Regions from separate parts of the Homo sapiens genome. Here region 2 is linked to region 1. Evidence: chromatin contacts called from ENCODE Hi-C or POLR2A ChIA-PET data. All regions are on one chromosome and are shown on one strand. Each heading gives the region's core, a stretch centred on a gene start or an enhancer-like site at or near the end of the contact. The rest is flanking DNA. Distances are from core to core; before and after follow the strand shown.

The links. A loop is a pair of places that touch in the nucleus more often than their neighbours do. ChIA-PET counts read pairs that join two places held with the same protein, here RNA polymerase II (POLR2A).
Region 2: a loop to region 1 is called in a map of psoas muscle, with 9 times the contacts of the local background. The contact joins the promoter of EPOR here to the enhancer-like site in region 1. A Hi-C loop is called at or near these places in 1 of 168 maps with a recorded cell type or tissue (psoas muscle). POLR2A ChIA-PET finds 5 or more read pairs at or near these places in 1 of 52 experiments (MCF 10A).

The regions. Positions count from the first base shown.
Region 1 is chr19:7,973,875-7,976,751 of GRCh38, forward strand. It overlaps ELAVL1 (ELAV like RNA binding protein 1), which reads right to left. Exons shown (of 6, transcript NM_001419.3): 4 at 1-4. Among named protein-coding and RNA genes, the nearest start is that of ELAVL1, 30 kb to the right of the region's middle. Within about 2 kb of position 1,362, at least 5 of the 41 ENCODE cell types and tissues checked have a DNase peak (open chromatin) inside an H3K27ac peak, as active enhancers do.
Region 2 is chr19:11,382,944-11,385,820 of GRCh38, forward strand. EPOR (erythropoietin receptor) reads right to left here and starts at 1,371. Exons shown (of 8, transcript NM_000121.4): 1 at 1,150-1,371; 2 at 154-289. The coding sequence starts at 1,264. RefSeq lists a silencer at 611-670.

The DNA of each region.
Region 1 (2,877 bases), core at 112-2,611:
ACACCTTGGGAACACAACCACTTTCCGAGATTAGTACAGGCACGTGGCCAAAGCATTGAGGAGGGTGTTGAATGCTGGGTTAGGAAAAGCCAACACTGTGTGTTAGAAATCATGCAGGGAACGATTATCATCACTGACGCTCACCGCCTGCAGCCGCATGGTGGCAAGCTCACTGAGGGATGGGCCGTGAGCCAGGATGCCTGGCAGTGCTTCCTCACTGGGTGCTCACCATCCTCAAGGAGGCAGGCGTGACTCCTATGTCACAAAGCCCAGCAACTGAGGGCCCGCAGCTTGTGTGTGGCTACCTCTCTGATGTGCTGGACAGTGAGCCGGTGCCAGAGAGGTCCTGGTGCCTGAAAGCAGCCCGTGCTGCAGCGGGCAAGCAAGCTGGGAGCTACTGGGAACACAGGAGACTCCCCTGCCAAAGAGCAAGCTCGCCACAGAAGCCCTGACAGGGGCTGTGAGTTCTGGGAGGACCCCGAGTTTGTACTCAAATCCACTCAAGTGTTCAATATTAAACGACTCAATGCCTTTTGGATTTATATTTTGCAAAATCAAAGAAAACTGAAGAGAACCTTCTGGGTGCTTTGACAAAATGGTACATTCATCATTCGTGTGGAGAGGGTGGTGAGGGGAGCCCGGAGGCCAATGCAAGACAAGGTCTTCGGTGCTTTCTCAGGTTGGCGCTGACGGCCGTGCAGACCCCATGGGCCCAGAAGGAAGAAAAGGACCACAGTGGAACCCCTCTGCCTGTGAAGGGGCAGCCTGGCAGGACTCACAGCCTCGTCAGGAGGCTGGGATATGGAGGAGGGAGCAGGAGATGTGTTCCCGAGAAGGGTGGGGACTTGAACCTGTGCGAAAGGAAGTTCATTCCCTTTGAGTGAGGGGCACAGAACTGATGAGCCAAGGTAACTGAGACCAGAACGCAGGGAGAAGCCGCCACTCAGGAGTCACTGGGCAGAATCTGCGTGCTGAGAACACACACACAGCATCCTCTGAGAAGCTCCTATCATGTTCCAGAGAAGGAACAACAGACATTGCCCCTGCTCATAGGGCAGTGGGCGGCCCAGCAGGGGAACAGGACAGCCCCACGAGGAGAGGAGTGTGGGGCTGGAGGCCAGCTCTGCCTGGTAGCGGTGGGAATCGAGGGAGCATGTCACTACGGAGCCCATGAGGTCTCTGGGGAAGCCGTGCTGCTCCCAGGCCCGGGGCACCTCCATCAGCCTGTGGACAGGAGCTCTGGGGACACTTGCTCACCCCATGATGTGGGTCAGGGGCTGCCAGTGCTGTCCCCAGAGAAAAAGAGGCTGCCTTGGCCCCCAGCCTCCCCTAGTGTCCGGGCTTGCCCTGGCTCCCTGCAGACCTGTCTGGACTGGGGCAGTATTTGGGGGCCTGCCAAACCATGACCCTGGCGCCAGTGGAGCGGAGCTGAGGCTGGCACTGACTGGACCTACTGCCGTCCCTGGATGAAGCCCCAGAGGAGAAGTGCCCTAGAGCCAAATGCTGGGGAAAGCTCTGATGCCTCCCAAGGACAGGTGTCTCCAAGGACCATGGGAACTCTGCTTTCCTCTTCTCTCTGGACACTGTCATGTTCAGTCAGGCTAGAATCAGAACAGCTGGCGCACAGCAGGCGTGCACTGACCTGGGGCTCCCCGGCCCCTCGGCCAGAACCCTCTTTCCTAAGCTCCCAACATCGCTTGCTCTTTGGCCTCAATCAGGTCTTTTTCTGGCTGCCCATTCTCAAGAATTCATCCAGTGAGGGGTTCAATCGTGTTCCCCCCACCCCACAATCCAAATTCATATGCCGAAGTCCTAACCCCTTGGGACCTCAAAACGTGACCTGATTTGGATACAGTCATTGCGGATGTAATCAGTTAAGACGAGGTCACACTGGTATAGGGTGATCTCTAATCAAATGTGACTGATGTCCTTATAAAAGAGGGAAATTTAGGCCAGGTGTGGTGGCGCAGGCCAGTAATCCCACTGTTTTGGAGGCTGAGTGGGAGGATCGCTTGAACCCAAGAGTTCAGCCTGGGCAACATGGCAAGACCCCATCTCTACAAAAAAAATTAGCTGGTCGTGGTGGGGCATACCTCTATTCCCAGCTACTCGGGAGGCTGAGGTAGGAGGATCACCTGAGCTCAGGAGTTTGAGGCTGCAGTGAGCCGTGATCACATCACTGCAGTCCAGCCTGGGTGACTGAGTGAGGTCCTGTCTTTAAAAAAAAAAAAAAAGTATTTTTTTTTGGCTGGGCGCAGTGGCTCATGCCTATAATCCCAGCACTTTGGGAGGCCGAGGCGGGTGGATCACGAGGTCAGGAGATCGAGACCATCCTGGCTAACATGGTGAAACCCCATCTCTACTAAAAATACAAAAAATTAGCCAGGCATGGTGGCAGGCGCCTGTAGTCCCAGCTACTCGGGAGGCTGAGGCAGGAGAATGGCGTGAACCCAGGAGGCGGAGCTTGCAGTGAGCCGAGATCGCGCCACTGCACTCCAGCCTGAGTGACAGAGCAAGACTCCATCTCAAAAAAAAAAAAAGTATTTTTTTTGAAAACATAAATTCAATTTAGAAAGGCGGGAAATGTGGATACAGGCACTCTCACAGGGAGAAGTCTGTGTGAAGATGGAGGCAGACACTGGGGTGATGCTTCTCTAAAGCAAGCAGTGCCAGAGACCACCAGCCTCCACCAGAAGCTGTGAGAGAGGCCTGTGACAGATCCCTTCCCAGTGCCTTCAAGAGAAACCAACCCTGCTGACACCTTGGTCTCGGGCTTCCAGCCTCCAGAACTGTGAGTTGATACCCTTCTTCTGTTGAAGCAACCTGGCCTGTGGGGCTTTGTCATGGCAGCTGAGCAAACTCCTGACCACTCAGCTT
Region 2 (2,877 bases), core at 121-2,620, 3.4 Mb after region 1:
CCAGCCCTGGACCCGCAGGTTTCCCTCCAGTGACCACGACTGGAGGCGCCGTCGGGCCTCAAACAGCAGGGGACATACGAGGCTACGACCTCCAGGGAGCTCTGCCCCACCCCCTCCCTCCGCCCTTGGAGGCACCCGCCGGATCGGACTCACTCGAGCTGGTAGGAGAAGCTGTAGTTGCCCGGGCCCACCCCAGCGCTCGCCGCTTCCTCCCAGAAACACACCAAGTCCTCCAACCGCTCGGTGAAGCACAGAAGCTCTTCGGGCCCCCGGGCCGCCAGCAAGGCCGCTGGGGAGGGGCGACAAAGGAAGGGCATGGGGGTCTGAGCTCTATCCTCGGGAGACAGCCCCCTCCTCTTCCCTCCCGCAGCCTGGGCGGACCCGATAAGAAAAAAGCCCCGCCCTGCCATCTTCCCAAGCGGGTCCCTTGGAGGGGTCCGCAGAGGTGGTGCCCCCCTAATTCCCAGGGGCAAGTTTCTCGCCTTACTGTCCCCCGCCGTCACCACTGGCGCACACCTGCCCACCCAGCGGCCAGCTGAGCTGGGCGCGGCGTTCAAGACCTCGAGCTCGGGACTGCCAGCCCCGCCCCAGCCTAGGACACGCGCGCGGCTGGGGGTGTGTGCGGAGAGGCGGGCCCCCTATCGGCCCCGGCAGGCTCCCCGCCAACCGATAGCGCCAACCGTGCCCCCCGCCTCCCTCCCTCCACCGGGCCGGGCAAGTGATCTGGCGCCCTCACACAAACCGTGTTTACAGTAGCCTGTGGCTTGGCCCCTCTAACTCGGACCCGGGCTTTACCCTCCCTCCCCTAGGGAGGGTCGGCTTGGTCCCCACCCCCCAGGGACCTTAGCACCAAGTCAGCCCCCTTAGGATTTAGCATGTCCCAGACTCCCTGAAAAGGTAAAACGGGAATGTTAAGCCCACTCTAGCTCTTGCCCGGGACGCGATCAGGAGTCTTGGATCCTAACATACCCCACCCCGCCCCCCACCCATCCAGGACCCAGTCTAAGGGTTCAGATGCCAGCTTGGCCCCCAGGACCCGGTCAGGAAGTCCAGAAACAGGCATGGCCCCCAGGACCTAGGCTGGGAGTTCAGGCCCCAGCATGGTCCTGCAGGCTCCAGCGTAGGGGTCCACACGCAGCTCATCCTTACCTTTGCTCTCGAACTTGGGGTCCGGGAGGTTAGGCGGGGGCGCCCAGGCGGCCCCAGCGAGCAGGAGACAAAGGGAGCCGACCTGGGGCCAGAGGGACGCCCCGAGGTGGTCCATGATACAGCCCCCGCCACGGGGAGCCCAGGGCTCCTGCCCCTCCGTCCCCCGCCCCCGGCACAGTCCACAGCTGGGTCAGCAGCTGCCTCCGCCGGACGCAGCTGACCAGGCCCTTCCCGACCAGGCGCCTCTAAGTGGCAGATCCCCGAGGGGGCGGGGCCAGCACTCAGCCTGGGTAGAGATAAGTGCCTGGCGGGAGGAGGCAGGGGCCCTTCCCGAGCCCAGAGGCCGCTTGGGGGCAGGGGAGGGAGTTGGGCCGCAACAGCTCCCGTTCTGGCTTCAGACACACGTTTTTTTTTTCTTTGTGGCCCTGGACAGGTGACTTACCTTACCTGAGCTTCAGACTTCTCATCTGTAAAATCTAGCCTGGCACATAGCGAACATTCCAAAAAATGTACCTACTGATTTTATCGCAGAAATCAGCATCTCTTCCCAGCCTGGAAATAAATAAAAATTATTTTCTCTCTCTCTCTCTCTCTCTCTCTCTCTCTCTCTCCTTTCCTTCCTTCCTTCCTTCCTTCCTTCCTTCCTTCCTTCCTTCCTTCCTTCCCTCCTTCCCTCCTTCCCCCTCTCTCTCTCTGTCTCAGGGTGTTGCTCTGTCACCCAGGCTGGAGTGCAGTGGCACAATCATAGCTCACTGCAGCCTCTGGACTGAAGCAATCTTCCCACTGCACCTGGCTAATTTTTAAAATTCTTTGTAGAGATGGGATCCCACTATGTTGTCCAGGCTGGTCTTGAAATCCCGGACTTAAGCAATCCTCCAGCCTCCATCTCCCAATGTGCTGGGAATACCAGCACGAGCCACTGAAGCCGGCCAATAATAATCCTTGCAACGACCAGCAGTTGAGTGTTTGCACAGTGCTAGGCCATGCTCCTGGGCAGTATGCATAATATGTGAGATTTTCATTTACGAATTTTTGGGAAAAAAATTTTTACCACCCACATTTTTATTCTCTTGGGCTGGGCCCGGTGGCTCACGCCTATAATCCCAGCACTTTGGGAGGCCGACGTGGGCAAATCACTTGAGGTCAGGAGTTTGAGACCAGCCTGGCCAACATGGTGAAATCCCATCTCTACTAAAAATACAAAAATTAGCCAGGTGTGGTGGCGTGTGCCTGTAATCCCAGCTACTCAGGAGGCTGAGGCATGAGAACTGCTTCAGTCTGGGAGATGAAGATTGCAGTGAGCCAAGATCATGCCACTGCAACTCCAGCCTGGGCAACAGAGTGAGACTGCATCTCAAAAAATAATAATAATTGGCTGGGCGCGGTGGCTCATACCTGTAATCCCAACACTTTGGGAGGCCGAGACAGGCGGATCATGAGGTCAGGAGTTCGAGACCAGCCTGGGCAACATGGCGAAACCACGTCTCTACTAAAAATACAAAAATTAGCCAGGCGTAGGCCGGGCGCGGTGGCTCACGCCTGTAATCCCAGCACTTTGGGAGGCCGAGGTGGGCAGATCACGAGGTCAAGAGATCAAGACCATCCTGGCCAACATGGTAAAACCCCATCTCTACCAAAAATACAAAAATTAGATGGGCGTGGTGCTGCATGCCTGTAATCCCAGCTACTTGGGAGGCTGCAGGAGAATCGCTTGAACCCAGGAGCCGG